Regions from separate parts of the Mus musculus genome. Here region 1 is linked to region 2. The links are chromatin loops, found by intact Hi-C in ENCODE. Cell type or tissue: heart. All regions are shown on one strand. Links, peaks and the distances in the headings refer to the core of each region. The heading gives the core; the rest is flanking DNA.

The links. Hi-C counts contacts between places; a loop is a spot of excess contacts. Peaks named below come from ENCODE experiments on the same cell type or tissue, not always from the same donor. Only the 100,000 strongest peaks of a DNase experiment are listed, where the experiment ranks them.
Region 1: a loop joins it to region 2, with 7 times the contacts of the local background. A loop is called at or near these places in 5 of 42 quality-filtered maps.

The regions. Positions count from the first base shown.
Region 1 is chr16:13,156,782-13,164,237 of GRCm38, reverse strand. Gm32596 (a long non-coding RNA gene) reads left to right here and starts at 4,943. Exons shown (of 3, transcript XR_384684.2): 1 at 4,943-5,032; 2 at 5,141-5,232. In heart, for the core only: CTCF peaks have their summits at 1,885 (motif pointing left), 3,718, 3,921 and 5,885 (motif pointing right); DNase peaks (open chromatin) are centred at 3,837 and 4,557; H3K4me3 peaks cover 1,173 bases; H3K27ac peaks cover 1,906 bases.
Region 2 is chr16:13,436,388-13,443,843 of GRCm38, reverse strand. Gm41421 (a long non-coding RNA gene) reads right to left here and starts at 7,340. Exons shown (of 2, transcript XR_875921.2): 1 at 6,416-7,340; 2 at 3,643-6,270. n-TTcgt5 (a tRNA gene) reads right to left here and starts at 6,521; the gene lies at 6,450-6,521. In heart, for the core only: CTCF peaks have their summits at 3,178 (motif pointing right) and 5,715; DNase peaks (open chromatin) are centred at 3,133, 5,543 and 5,773; H3K4me3 peaks cover 500 bases; H3K27ac peaks cover 826 bases.

The sequences.
Region 1 (7,456 bases), core at 1,563-6,562, 280 kb after region 2:
GCAAGCTGGTACAACCACTCTAGAGATCAGTCTGGCGGTTCCTCAGAAAATTGGGCATAGGACTACCTGAGGACCCAGCTATACCACTCCTGGGCATATACCCAGAAGATGCTCCAACATGTACTAAGGACATATGTTCCACTATGTTCATAGCAGCCTTATTTATAATAGCCAGAAGCTGGAAACAACCCAGATGTCCCACAACAGAGGAATGGATACAGAAAATGTGGTACATTTACACAATAGAATACTACTCAGCTATTAAAAACAATGACTTCAGGAAATTCCCAGGCAAATGGATGGAACTTGAAAGTATCATCCTGAGTGAGGTAACCCAGTCACAAAAAAACACACATGGCATGCACTCACTGATAAGTGAATATTAGCCCAAAAGTTCAGAATACCCAAGACTCAATTCACAGACTATATGAAGCCTAAGAAGAAGGAAGACCAAAGTGTGGATGCTTCAGTGCTTCTTAGAAGGGGAAACAAAATACTCACAGGAGGAAATATGGAGAGAAAGTGAAGAAAAGCCATCCAGAGACTATCCCACCTGGGAATTCATCCCATCTACAGTCACCAAACCTGGATGGTATTTGGATGCTGGGAAGTGCGTGCTGACAGTAGCCTGATATGGCTGTCTTCTGAGAGGCTCTGCCAGAGCCTGACAAATACAGAGGCAGATGCTTGCAGCCAACCATTGGACTGAGCTGGGGGTCCCTGATGGAAGAGTTGGAGAAGGGACTGAAGGAGCTGAGGGGGTTTACAGCCCCACGGAGGGAGCAACACTGTCAACTGGCCAGACTCCCTTGAGGTCTCGGGAACTGGACCACCAACCAAAGAGTACACATGGAGGGACCCATGGCTCCGGCCACATATGTGGCAGAGGATGGCCTTGTTGGACATCATTGGGAGGGTGTGCGATGCTCCATTGTAGGGGAATGCCAGAGCAGGAAGATAGGAGTGGGTGGACAAGGGAGCACCCTCATAGAGGCAGGGGGATGGAGGATGGGTTAGGGGGTTTCTGAAGGGGAAACCTGGAAAAGAGAAAACATTTGAAATGTAAATAAAGAAAATCACCAATAAAACATAAAAAATAAAATTAAAAAAGAAAAGACAGTTTGGAGCCCCCTACCAACAAAATCATAACGATGATTTCCAGAACTCTGAGGAGTACATTTCAAGAGCACACCTGGGAATCTTCTTTTCTTTTACAAAAATTCCCTTCCATCTTAAAACCCCTCTCTACTACCCACAAGAGAAACCAGTGGATATCTGAGACCTGGACAGCTCCTTTACTCTCCCACCAGTCAGGACACACATCTTTGCTCTTTTATTCCTACAAGGAATTAAATGTAAAATGAGGCCTAATTGGTGAGCAATATCTAAGCAATGACATTTGAAGTTGACTTCTGGCATCCACTGACAGGTGTAAACACACACACACACTAAACACTTGCAAAAACAGATCTGAAAAATGTGAAATGCTTTATGACACATGTCAATCCAATGAGTAATTCGAATTTGGGGCTGTTTTGGGGGATGAAGGATGTAGCTAGCCACTGTGTGAGAGGTTAATTCCTATGTCAAGGGCACACTTTCAAAGTTTGTATAAAATCTGGACACAGACACATACATAAAACTATACACAAAACCACACACACACACACACACACACACACACACACACACACACACACACACAGAGCAACAGTGACAGAGATTTGAAGACAAGCCACTTACATCGGGCTAAAGATGTCTCTGAAGTTAAAAGCATGCACTGTTCTTGCTAAGGAGTTTGGGTTCCCAGCATCCATATCTTGGCACTCACAACCTCCTGTAACTTCACCTTCAGGGCTCTGACTCCCTCTTCTGGCCTCCTAGGCACCTATACTCACATATCCCCACATAGATACACATATGCATGATTAAAAATAAATTGAGTCTTTTTTCTAAATGTGCATATATGTTAAAAGACAGCCATAGGAACAGATAGGGGCTGCATGAGAATTGGGAGAGGGGGAGGAAAAGATGGGGAGATGAAGGAAATAATCAAGCCTTTGGGGTAAGGTGAGCCGTCAAATGAAAGCAGGAAAGCCCCGTCTCAGGTTAGCCAGCAGAGCAGGTGTCCCCAAGAAAATATCTATTTAGAAAAAAGGGAAAAGTCTCTTTACTATCTATTGAGGGTGTTTTAGAAGTCAGAAAAGCCCTACATAGTTTTTAGAAGCTCATAAGCAAGGCCATGTGTAGAAACATGCTCATATTTTTCCAATCAAAGATATTTACATGAAAAATAAATCTGGGCCACCCTGCCTCTGAGGCTGTATACTTTTGATTAACTCCACCTGACTAGATGCCTTTTTTTTTCCATTTTAAGTGTACATGTGCTCATTTCCCCCTAATTTAATCAGCTTGCTGGTGTACACACCTCCAAGTGTTTAGTAATTTCATGCGTGTGTTTTGCAAGCACAGGTGACAGCAGCCCTCAAGTGCACTCAGGCTGTAGACTTGACTCAACTTGCTTTCACTGGCTCAAGAATGGGCTTCTCTGTCCTGTGGCTGCCTGGGGTGGGGAGGGGGCGGGGTACAACTCAAGGTGCCTCGGTTTTCCATTGCTACCTAAGGTTTCTACCCACGTCTTCTCCTGAGCCATTGCCAATCCTTGCTCACCTGATCCCCTGGCTTCCACTCCCTCCAGGCCTGTGAACAGGCCGCTGAGTAGTAGAAGTGAGTGGCGCTTGCAGTGGCAGACACTCTGGAGGGCAAGGTGTGACACTCAGCCCTCTGTGGTGTGGTCCCTTTACACTGGTCTTTTTATGTGTCTTCACTAAATATAAGTAACAAATCCTTAGACATGGACAAGTAAGGAGCCCCCAGGAGATCACAACGAATATAGTGTTGGACAGCTGGTTTTTTTTTCCTCCACTAAAGTGTCTGTCTGCCTGTCTGTCGTCTATCTGAACCACTGGGTCATGGCATGCCAAGAAAGCACTTCCTAAGTTACATATTCACAACCCTCTTTACCTTTCCTTTCGGGATAGTCTCACCAAGTTGCCCAGGTTGGCCCTAAACTTACTTTACAGCCCAGTTACTTTTCATTTTTCCTTAGTGGCTGGAATTGCAGGTCTGTGTCATCAGGCTTGGCTAACTATATTTCTTCTTTAAAAACAAACAAACAAACAAACGAACATTAAAGTTTAGTGTGGCAGTTCACTTTTATCTTAGCACTCAGGAGGCTGCTGTAGGGAGATTTTGCCTTTGACACTAGCTTGGGTTGTCTCAAAAACAAAACCAGTACAATTGGAACAAAAATCACTGGTCGGGTTTCTATGCTGTAAGGTGCACACAGGTAGGCACGGCTGCTGGTTTTGGGTGCGTGTGTCGTAGAACCGCTGCCACTAAGGTCACAAACCTTTTTATTTTTTAATTTTTATTTATTTATTTATTTATTTATTTATTTATCTATCTATTTTTACCTATTCTTGGTGTCTTTGCGGAGGTGGCCAATTTTTATCTTCAATCGGGAAGCTTCTTGGTTTTGACGGATTCGACTTCTAGAAGCCTAGGGTTTAACGTGGGGTTTCCGGCAATCTTAAGAAATTCATACCACTTCCCCTAAATATATTTCTCCCTCAAGGGGGAAAATGCTCTCTGACCGACCAGACTCCGGACTTCTGGTCTGACTCAGGCTTGTCCCGGGGCGTGCTGGGGCTCCGATGAGAAGCAGCGACTATTCTCTCCGTTTGTTCATGAGTCATGCTGCAAGTCAGGAATCTTCCCCACCCCCACCCCGCCTTCCCTGCTTTCCCATGTCATGCTTAGGCAAGAACCAGCAGAGGCAGATACTCCCTATTCAAAGCGTCTCCGTCCTTAGTCCAGTACCACAGCGTAGTGTAAGACGCGCGACTCAACGGGGACCCCTACTGTCGAGACCCGGAAGGACAGCGTGGGCGCGGAGGTTTGCTTGGAGCACACCCCAAAGGCAGTGTCGGTTCCCGCCCACCCTCGCCGCAAAAGTACCTGCACATTTCTGTTCGCTTTGTTTTAGTCAGTGAAAATGCTGGGTTTCATCACGTCGTTTTCATACATATCATAATCCTTTGCTCACAGTCACTCTCAATTGCCTTCTTGTGTCTGTCTCTCCTTTTCCCTGCCGCAGGTCTTCTTCCTCATCTACTGCCATGCCACATATATTTATAGTTTAATTAATTCTTTTTTAAAAAAAGAAGTCCAGATTCCTCAATGAGACAAAAAGTAATATTTGTCTCAGGCCGGCTTCTTTAAAAAAAAAAAAATCCCCCCCCCCCACAAAAAAAAAAACCCCTTGACTGTCTACAGTTCCACCCATCTCTCTGAACTGACCCAAGTCTTCTTGTCACAATACACTAATGGGGCTGATGGCAGACCCTGGCTCTTGCTAATAGTGTTGCGATAACCGTGGGTGTGCAGTGACCTATTGGGTGCTGCTCCAGGCAGGAAGCCACAGAGCAGCAGCTGGATCCTCAGTACAGTCCCACACTCATTTGCCCCACCCTCATCTCATCTATTAGTGACAAGAATGTGGTCTGAGTCTCAAGTTTTCAGCCTCTGTCAGCACTGGAGCAATTAATCATACTCGCTTCCGGGATGAACCTTCCCCAAGCTATCAGCCTCCCCTAAGGGAGAGCTTTAGGCTGTGAGCCAGAGGTTTTCAGGACCGTGAGGACTGAGAAGACCCAGCTTAAAAAAGCCCAAGCTGCAACTTCTTAACCAGTGCTTTGGGGGCCCTGATCCCAAATTTCCCTTCCACGGGTCCTGATGGGAGTTTGTGGATGCTTCAACTAGGATGAGTGTCACGGCCATGTCAACCTGAGATTCATCTGCTGTGTGGATGTGTCGAAGCACAGGGCTCTGTTTTGAGACCCAGTCACCATAGCAACCCAGCTGCCCCAGTTACAGTGCTCTCAGCACCACCAAAATAACAATCCTCTCCAAGCTGCTGAATGTCGACTTTCAGCTCCAGGTGACAGTAACCAGCACACATTTTGATTTCGTAAGTTTTTGGAAGGAGGTTTTAAGTAATAATAATAAGCCTCTGAAGCTGGGTTACGTATGTAAAGGGGCTCTAGGCTGATCCTTTGTTATCTTCCAACACCCACAGACCACAGAGCCAAACAGCAATGCTGTTACAAAGCAGCAGGAAGAAGAAAGGAGCTCGCTGTGATTTCCTGGGGCTTGACACTTCCCTCCCAGGTTAGGGGTAAACACGAGAACATAAATGATGGCAACCCAGACAGGTTTTCTGTAGGTGTGACAAGCTAGAAAAGCAAAATCCATCTTTATTTTTCCTCTTCCCAACCCCATTCTCAACACATTTATTCAGTGGTGTGTGTGTGTGCGCGTGCGTGCGCGTGCGTGTGCGTGCGTGCGTGTGTGTGCGTGCGTGTGCGTGTGCGTGTGTGTGTGTGTGCATGTCTGTGCGTGCTTGTATCATTGAGTTCAAGCCATGGTGTACATGTGGGGTTTAGAGAACAACTTGTAGGAGCTACTTCTTCCCTTCTACCATGTGGGGCATGGTGACTGAATTCAGGCCATCAGACTTACCTGAAAGCATCCTTACCCACTGAACCATCTCAGTGGTCCAGCATCTTCTTTCCTTTAGTCAGCTCTGCTCCGCCTTCATTCATCTTGGTCACCTGCTAGCGAGACTACCTTCTCTCTGATGCTAGCTGACTTGACTCTTCCTGGCCTTCACCCTTTCCAGCTTCACAGCCTCCCAGGCTGTCCCCCCTGGATTCTCCACACCTGTCACCCACAGTGACCTTCTCTGGTTGCAGTGTAAGCTGACCAGCACTCCCTGCTGACTAGGTACATCACAGGTGCTAGCTGGTTCCGTTTCTCCACCTCCTCTAGATGGAGCCATTTTCTAAAGTTCTATTGTTCCTCAGAGGCCCTCAGCATTGCTTTAATGCCAGCATCTACTACATCTCCATAATACACTGTCTCCTGTCTCTGACTTACAATCAAATAATTAATTTAGAGCTATCTTTCCCCTGGGGGGAAAAAGACCCTTTCCAGACTTGCTTTAATTTTGTTAGATATTCTTATCATCTCTTGAGTCCAGGCTTAAAACTGGACATCACTTAGATTTAGTCTTTCCCTAGGCATTTTGCTGCACAGACTGCGTGTGCGCGTGTGCGTGCACATGCACATGTGAGGTCACAGAGCAGGACATCATCAGGTGTCTTCTCCTGTGCTCTCAATGCCTGAGGTGGCACCTGTCACTGAGCTTCACCTCTGTGCTGTATATTGCCTGACTTCTTACGTGGGTACTTGGGATTTGAACTCAGGACATCTCTTGTAGAGCAAGCTTCCCTCCCCAGCGCGTGATGCTTCTTCAGTTTATGTCCCTTTTTTTCCATTTCTGAAGCCTCAATTCAGTTGTGACCCTCATTTCCCATTGCTGGGGCTGTTACAGTGATTCTGGACATGGCTTCTGTCCCACCTCCCACTCTTGCAGGGTAGCCAGAAAGCATAGCCATTTCCCAGCTCAGTTGCTCTGGGTTGGCTGGCCCCGCGTGGATGCCGTGGATGCCCCTGTGTGGGTGTAACTTCCTCCTCTGATCTCTGGAGCCCTTTCATCTCTCCTGTGGCCTTTTCTGCCTTTGAATTCTCTTTGCTGCAGGACTGAGTGAGGCTTATGACCTGGACTGTGACACATCAGAAACAGACTTGCCCTGTCACACTTCCCATGCTCTCTCCTCAGCAGCCGCTGCGTGCAGCTCTGCCCAGAGATAAAGCTGCACAGGGAGCCAGTCCCTGACTAATCAAGAGCTACTCTCTCGCTGACAGATTCTGGAGGCAAAATAAACCCTTTCCTCCCCAACTTGCTTCTTGGTCATGATGTTTGTGCAGGAATAGAAACCCTGACTAAGACAACCAGTATGAAGTGTCCTTCCTTGTCCTTTTTGATAACTTTAGGTTGAAAGTTGATTGTATTCGATATTAGAATGGCTACTCCAGCTTGTTTCTTGGGACCATTTGCTTGGAAAATTGTTTTCAGCCATTTACTCTGAGGTAGTGTCTGTCTTTATCACTGAGGTGGGTTTCCTGCATGCAGCAAAATGTTGAGTCCTATTTACGTATCCAGTCTGTTAGTCTATGTCTTTTTTAGGGACTTGAGTCGATTAGTGTTAAGAGATATTAAGAAATAGTGATTATTGCTTCCTGTTATTTTTGTTGTTAGAGGTGGAATTATGTTTGTGTGGCTATCTTCTTTTGGGTTTGTTGAAAGATTACTTTCATGTTTTCTCTAGGGTGTAGTTTCCCTCCTCGTGTTGGTGTTTGCCATCTATTATCCTTTTAAGGGATGAATTTTAGGAAAGATATTGTGTAAATTTGGTTTTGTCATGGAATATCTTGGTTTCTCTGTCTACAGTAACTGAGTTTTTCTGGGTATAGCAGCCTGGGCTGGCAT
Region 2 (7,456 bases), core at 789-5,788:
AGGAGGTGGAAGAGCAGGAGAAGGAGCAGGAGTCAAAGGAGGAGGAGGTGGTGGAGGAGGGGGAGGAACAGGAGGAGGAGGAGCTGAGGAAGAGGAAGAGGAAGAAGTGGAAGAGCAGGGAGAGGAGCAAGGAAGCAAGATACAAGAAGGTCTGGACTAAATGGAAATGAAAGGTCTACTTTGCCATGGGAACAGAACTCTTCTTTGAAATCCACTGGAGCCATCGCCTGACTCTTACACAGACAGCAACTTAAAAATAAATGCCTGCTAGATTCAGAAGTTTTTGTTGTTGTTTTTCTTCGCCTAGAGCTTGCCCACAGGTCCACATGACCTGGATGTATTCATTTGGCCCAAATAGCATCTAAAATAATAGCAATACATTTGGTTCAGAGGCCAACATTTTTAAATCAGGAAATTTCATATTTTCTTCAAAGTCCAGTTTTGTGGTTTTTTGTTTTTATTTCTTTTCTATTCTCTTTCTTTCTTTCTTTCTTTCTTTCTTTCTTTCTTTCTTTCTTTCTTTCTTTCTTTCTTTTTTTTAATAGCTGGCTAAAGGGTTTGATAGTTAAAGGGCCACAGCCTCACTGGGCAAGAGGCATTTGGAGCAGAGCATGTTGAGGCTGTGGGTAGAGTGCTTGCCAAGCATGTATAAAGCCCTGGGATCCATCCCCAGCGCCACATAAACCAGCATGGTGATACATGATTGTAAGTGCCTCAGCATGAGAGATGGAGGCAGGGCGACCAGACGTTTGTGGCTGTTCTACATAGAGAATTCTAGGCCAGCCTGGGCTACATGAGACTATCCTGCACCAAAATAAAAAGAAGGTGGAGGAGGAGGAAGAACAGGAGGAGGAAGAGGAGGAAGAGGGAAAACAGAGGAGAAAGAGGGGAAAAGAAAGGAGAAAAGAGGTCTCTTGCAGATCTTGCATGTAGTGAGGCTTCCAGACTCATTGGTTCAGTTTTGCCCACACTGAGTCACCCATCTACACTCCCCTGACTGAGGGGGCTCCTGGTCAGGGAAACACAAGAGCCACAGCGCAGTGAACTCAGCAGAAGGCCCCCTAGTGCACACTCCAAGCTCTGTCACACTTCTTTTAAGTGTTGCTCATGCCGAAACACTCTCCTGGCTTGAAGGGAGGAATGTGTACGACTGTTCACTTTCTTATGAAAGCGTCCATATTTCTTTTTTATTCTTTAATGTCACTTTCTAAGCATCGATGTTAGCCCAGGTAGGGTGTGGGGAGGTGGGGACCGGCCAGGCCTGCCCTTTTTAGAAGGTCAGAGTCAGGGACACAGCTTCTTCATTGGCATCTCGTCCATGGGAGTGCAGGTTGAGTGCGACCTGCTCTCCAGGGTCCTCGCCTGTTTGCTCTTTGTGCTTTCCCTTTACATGGTTTTTTTGAGGAAACTGTGAGCCTGACCGGCAGCCTCTCTTTGTTGGCTTCTCTTCACCACTCACGCCAACCTGGAGGTCTATCCTTATCAACAAGCCAGATTCACGAGAGTGTCTTGTGTGGAGAAAGGACTTCTTTACCTTGTGAGGAGCCAATGCTGGCTGTGGTGATGGACCTCTGTAATCCTAGCCCTTGGGGAGCTCAGGCAGCAGGAACATGAGTCCCAAACAGCCTCAGTTCCACAGTCGCAGAGACAAAAACAAACTCGATGATGTCCATAGACCCAATCCCGTGTGTGCACTGATACTCATGCCTACTGACACAGTTCTTCACACGCACATGAAAGAGCATCAACTAAAGTTCCAGCAAGAGCAACTAATGCCGGGGCTCTGCTATCAACATAACGCCTAGCAGCCAGTGTGTGCCGTGAGCTTCCAGGGGGAGGGTTTCATGCGGTAAGTACTTGCCACACTCAAACAAGTAAGTAGATGTCAAAGAGGCACAAGGGAGCGTTTGGGGGCAATGTGTATATGCACGCTCCTTCATTCCCATGTTATCAAATTGTTAATTAAATTTGTGTAGTTAGTTTGTGTATATGTGTACATGGTGCTGGGAGTGGAACCCAGGGCTTTATGCTAAGCAGCACTCTAGCATGAGGCTACACCCCAGTGCATTAATGTGTGTGTGTGTGTGTGTGTGTGTGTGTGTCTGTGAGAGAGAGAGAGAGAGAGAGAGAGAGAGAGAGAGAGAGAGAGAGAAAGAGAGAGAGATTTGTATTTGTTTGTGAGAGTGTCTTCCAAAACAACAGCCATCTTGGAGTGTTCACTTATACCCGCTAACCTCTAACATTAGTTGCTCTTGAATAATTGGAACTATACTAGAACTTTAGTTGATCTGTTCTTGTGAAAACAAGTGTGCCAGTAGGTATGAGTACTGGGGCACCCATGTACTGGGGCACACGCATCACCTGGTCTTATTGGCTGGTACAGCCCCTTACAGAGGAACGCGAGGCCCAGTGACTTCATCTGAGTTTCCAGCTGCTTTCTACCACTTGTTGTATACAAGAGTGTCCTATAACTGGGTTCTCCATCTGTGTGGCTAAGGGAAGCCATTATCTCTGCTGAGTAAAGACTTTGCAGTGCAGCACTTTGAAGGAAGATCACCCACACCCTTCTCCTGTGCTCTGTAAGGGAACCCAATAAACTCGTTGGTTCCCCAGAGTGAAACTTGGTGGAATTCTGTCTCCACTGGACCTCAGGGGGACTTGTTTAGCAAAAATAAGTGGGCACTCACATCTCCAAGGCCCTATAACAATAGCATCAGACTATATCTTAAAGCAATCCAGAACAAAACTTTCCCTGAGCCAACCGTGGCTATTGTCACCTCTCCAGATATTGAGTAGTTTCTTCTGTGACCAGTTGTGATGGCATGAAGTATCTTTTGTAGAACTGTCGTCCATGACAGAGACAAATGTGATGGAGCAAACCTGCCATCACTGAGGCAGGAGAATCAAGAATCTGGCCTGGGTAACTTACTGAGATCCTGTCTCAAAATAAATAAAAAAGGGGGGTCTGTAATTCCATGGTAGAATTTTTCCGTAGCACCCCGAAGGCCCTGCAATCATCCCCGCCCCCAAGACTGGAGGGAAGTAAGTTACTGTGTGTCCTTCTGATTTTACAGCAGAGGAGGAGACCAAGGCACAGTGAGTTAAATGGCCAGGTCCATCCAGGCTCTTTCCAATGGGGCAGGGTCGAATGCATGATTGCTTTAGCTTTATGCGGCCATGAGGTGGCACTGTTGCAGCTGTGCCTGTGCAGTCTCTGTTGACAAACAGTTCTTCCTTTGATCTTAGGAGATTGCTAGTTCCTGTCCCAGAACTTAGGCATTTTCTTCTTCTCGAGGAAGCCTTTTAAGCCCTTTGCTACCACTGTTTATTCAAGAACAGAGAGGCTTATGAGAAGCATTTAGTTTCTTCTTATCAGAAAGTCACAGACTCGCCATGTAAATTATCTTCTCCCTGGTGGTCATTTCCCATGTTGGGGTCCAGTTCAAACCCTTCCCCCAGCCCCAGTATCAGCCACCTTCTTCCCTCCCCTCCCCATATCCGAAGAAGAACTGTGTGCGATTCTTCACAAAGGCAGCAGCTTCCAGGGGGACCTGCCGACGTGAAATCCATGTAAGAGCTCTAGCTCCAAACATGGCTTCATATGTGCATGAACACAAGTGGAATAAACCAACAGAAAGTGCCTGGGTTATCACCGGCATGGCCAGCTTTACTCACCAAAGTGTAAACAAACTGAATTCAGGCTTTGGGTCGCTAGTTTCCAATCCGATAGCACATAGCACACTGGTTTCACAGTTCCATGATACTCTCCTCCCACACACTAGTCTCAACCTGATTCCTGTGTAATCTTAAAGCTTCTAAACAAACAAACAAACAAACAAACAAACAAGCAAACAAGCAAGCAAGCAAACAAGCAAACAAGCAGCTCTGGGAGATGGCTCAGTTGGTAAAGGGCTTGCGCTGACAGGGGCCTGAGGTCAGATCCCCAGCATCAGGGGAAATTCTGTACGAGGAGATGCACTGCATGGCGGTAACCCTTGCATCGGTGTGGGGGGGACAGGTGAGTCCCAAAAGACTGCTGGCAAGAGAGTGGAGCACAGCCAGGGAGCTCCGGGTTCACTGAGAGACATGCCTCAGATAAAGTGGAAAGCAGGAGAGGTGGCCACCTGACACTCACCCTTGTGCGCACACACATATGTACAGACACAGACACAAGAGGGTTTTAAAAACAGAAAACACCTCATAAGTGAATCTGTACTCTTATATTCTCCTCCTCCTCTCGCTCTGTGTGTGTGTTTGTGTGTGTATGTGCATGTGTGTGCGTATGTGTTGGTGATGAAACCTTGGGGGCTTTGTGAAGGCCTGGTTTGTTTTTGTTGTGATGGTATTGTTTTTTAAAAATAGGGTCTTACATGTAGCCCAGGCTTACTCTGAACTCCCATCCTCCTGCCTCAGCCTCCCCAAAGTGCTGGTTTTACAGGCAAATACCACCACACCTGCCGTGGAAACATTTTTTTTTTTAAGATGGGAGACTTGCTCTTTTGTAGCTCTTCAGAAAGAAATGAATAGCAGAACAGCATCAAATACAACAAAAGGAGTGCACACACTGCTGGAGAACTCCATGCTCAGACAATCTACACCCTGCTGCTGTCATCTGCCTGTGTTCTAAGAAGCCATCTTTGCAGCCTTTCTCTCTTTCCTCTCTCACCCTGCTTCTTCCTTTTGTGGGTATGATTCCGTGAAAATAAACTTCACATGTCAACACCATCATCTTATAGAAAATACAAACAGTGTGCAGGATACGAATGGAAACAGCCCTTCCGACAGCTTCCCCATGGGTGCCTGTCTCCTTAATAACGTTATTTATTTATTTATTTACTTACTTATTTTTGAGACAGGGTTTCTGTGTAGTTCTGGCTGTCCTGGAACTCGATTTGTAGACTAGGCTGGCCTTGAACTCAGGGATCTACTTGTCTCTGCCTCCTGAATGCTGGGGCCAACACTACCAGTCTTACAGCCTATTGTTTGAGACAAGCTCCTTAATTCAGCTAGACTGGTAGATGAAGGATCCTCTTGTCTCCCTTCTCTCAGTCTATCTTTAGGATTGCAGACCTGCACTATCATGCCCCCCCTCTCCTGTAACCCCTCCCTTGAAAATGTAGGTGCTGGGAGTCTGAACTCAGGTCTTCATACTTGCCCAGCAAGAACTTTCTGGCTGAGGCAGGTTCCCAGCACCTCCAGTCATTACTTTGCAAGAAGGACTACCTTCCATGTTTGTATAGCATATTCTCTTCCCGGGTTGGCAATATGACTTTGTGCTATGACTTTCAGCAGGGCAGCGATTTTCAGAATGTGGCCTGGGAACTTGAAACACCTTATTCCTGAAGCTTGTTAGAAACCCAAATGACAAGGCCTTGTCCCAGAGGATGGGGGTGCAGTAGCTGTGCTGTAACCCCTCCAAAGTCACACTCCTGAGACTCACTGCTGTCCAGCCAGGAATCTGACCAATCATCCCAGCCCACAACTCTTTTCTTCCCTCCTCCCTTCCAGTTAGGAGAGTCTGCTTTGGTTTGATTGGTCCCCCACCCCGACCCCCGCAGAGTCGAGTTCTCTCAGGAGTGTTACTCCACCGGGGTTTGCTTCAGTCTCAGACAGGTTTCCACAAACGAGAGCGAGGTGTTTGTCATATTCCACAAGACGCTGGTCTTGGAGTTGGAGTCAGACAGTGACCTCTGCAAAGGCACTTTGAGCACCATCTGGTGCATTCTTTTGAGAATGCAAACCAAACTTCTGTGATGTAATGTGACAGGCATGTCATGCCTCTCCATATGGAGAGGCCACCTCTGCAGCCAGTATCTGGCTGCATTCTCGCCAACGCTGCCTCTGGACCACGTGACCCATTTTAGCTAGGGGCGAAAGGAGGCTCCGCGCCAGAGGCTTACATTTTCAAACCAGAATCGTTCCAGGTCCGGGCAGGGTTTCCTCTCTTCTCGAAGGCGATGCCCACTTCTACGGATTTCCTTTTAAAAATCGCAAACTAGAAGGACTCCAGCTGACTCCGGGTGTGGAGTCGGTGTGGGGCAACAGCGGTTCTTTCTTTACGGCGGGTAACCTTGGATTTTAACAATCAGAAAAACGTGAAGTGCCCTGAAGCCAGCCAGGTTCCATTTAGCTGCGAAGCTCTTACCGCAAATGTGCAGGTGATCCTTCCAGATTGCGACCTCTGTCCAACCCGTGCATTCCACAAACTTCTCCCTGAAGTGGAAGCTCCCATGACCGACGGGGTGCAGTGGCTACACCACCCACCGTCACCTTGAGCGAGAGAGGAGCGGAAAAGGAGTTCGTTTGAATCAAGCTGAAAGAAAACAATCTATCCAGACAGCTGTGCTGGGAAAAAATTGCAACTCAAAGCTCAAGACGAGGGACCTTTCATGGTCACTCTTGAAAAGGGTCTCACCTAAAAAATTCTTAAATCCACACGGAAAGAGGGCAGGCACGGACGGGGTTCGAACCCGTGATCTTCGGTTTACGAGACCGACGCCTTACCACTTGGCCACCGCGCCTGCGTTGAGGTGGCGGCCGCGCGAGCTTCTATGCTGGCGCCACTCCCATGAGCTCGCCTGACGGGCGCGAGTGCGCGCCTGAGCCGAGTGCAACCGCCCGGCTCCTCGTAGCTCGAGCGCCAGTTGCCGGCGCCGCTTGGAGTTCCCGTGGGCAGGCGCGGAGGCGGGTCCGCAGATCCCGAGCGGAGCTTGCCTGGCGTCTCTGTTTCCGTAGTTCGAATCCCAGCTCCGTCAGTGGGCTCGTTCACTTGCGCAGTCGTTCTCTTAGCCTCAGTTTCCCCTTTGGAGGAGTGCTTTTTCTCCCTCCCCAAAGGAAACAGAGATATGGTGGCTAGTTCATTAGTGCGACCTCGACTGCCTGGCTCAGTGTTGTGAATTGGTGTGTCGATTTTGCTAAATAAGACCCAACTAGCTCTTAGACTGCTTCTGTCTGGCGTAGGGACTATCTTGGATATCAGTATCAATATCAGAAATATTTGCTAGAAATGCGATTTGTGCTGCGGTTGCTCCGTTTGAGTTTACATCGCCTACAAAGGACTCTTATATGCCCGTGTCTGAACTACAGAGGTTTAGACTGTTAATGTATTCAAAGGTCTTTATTTTTCTGTAAGTTGCACTGCACTTTGCCTTATTCGGTGTCTTGTAATAGATGAGACTATAATTACCGCAATTATTGCTAGCCTATGGTTTGGAAAATACAAATGTCTACCGCTCATTAGCATACTGCACATTACTACTGAGTGAATCGTGTGTGTTAAACAAGTACCACAACATTGTTGTGCACGGATGGGCTTTTTCATATGTCTTATTAAAAGCTGCCTTTCCCCACTGAATGTTTTCTGTTTTCACGCGGTTGACTGAATCTGTGACTGGGAGTTAGCTATTAGGGGGCCTGTGCCTTTTTATTTTTATTTTTATTTTTTTCTGCCAGTAGG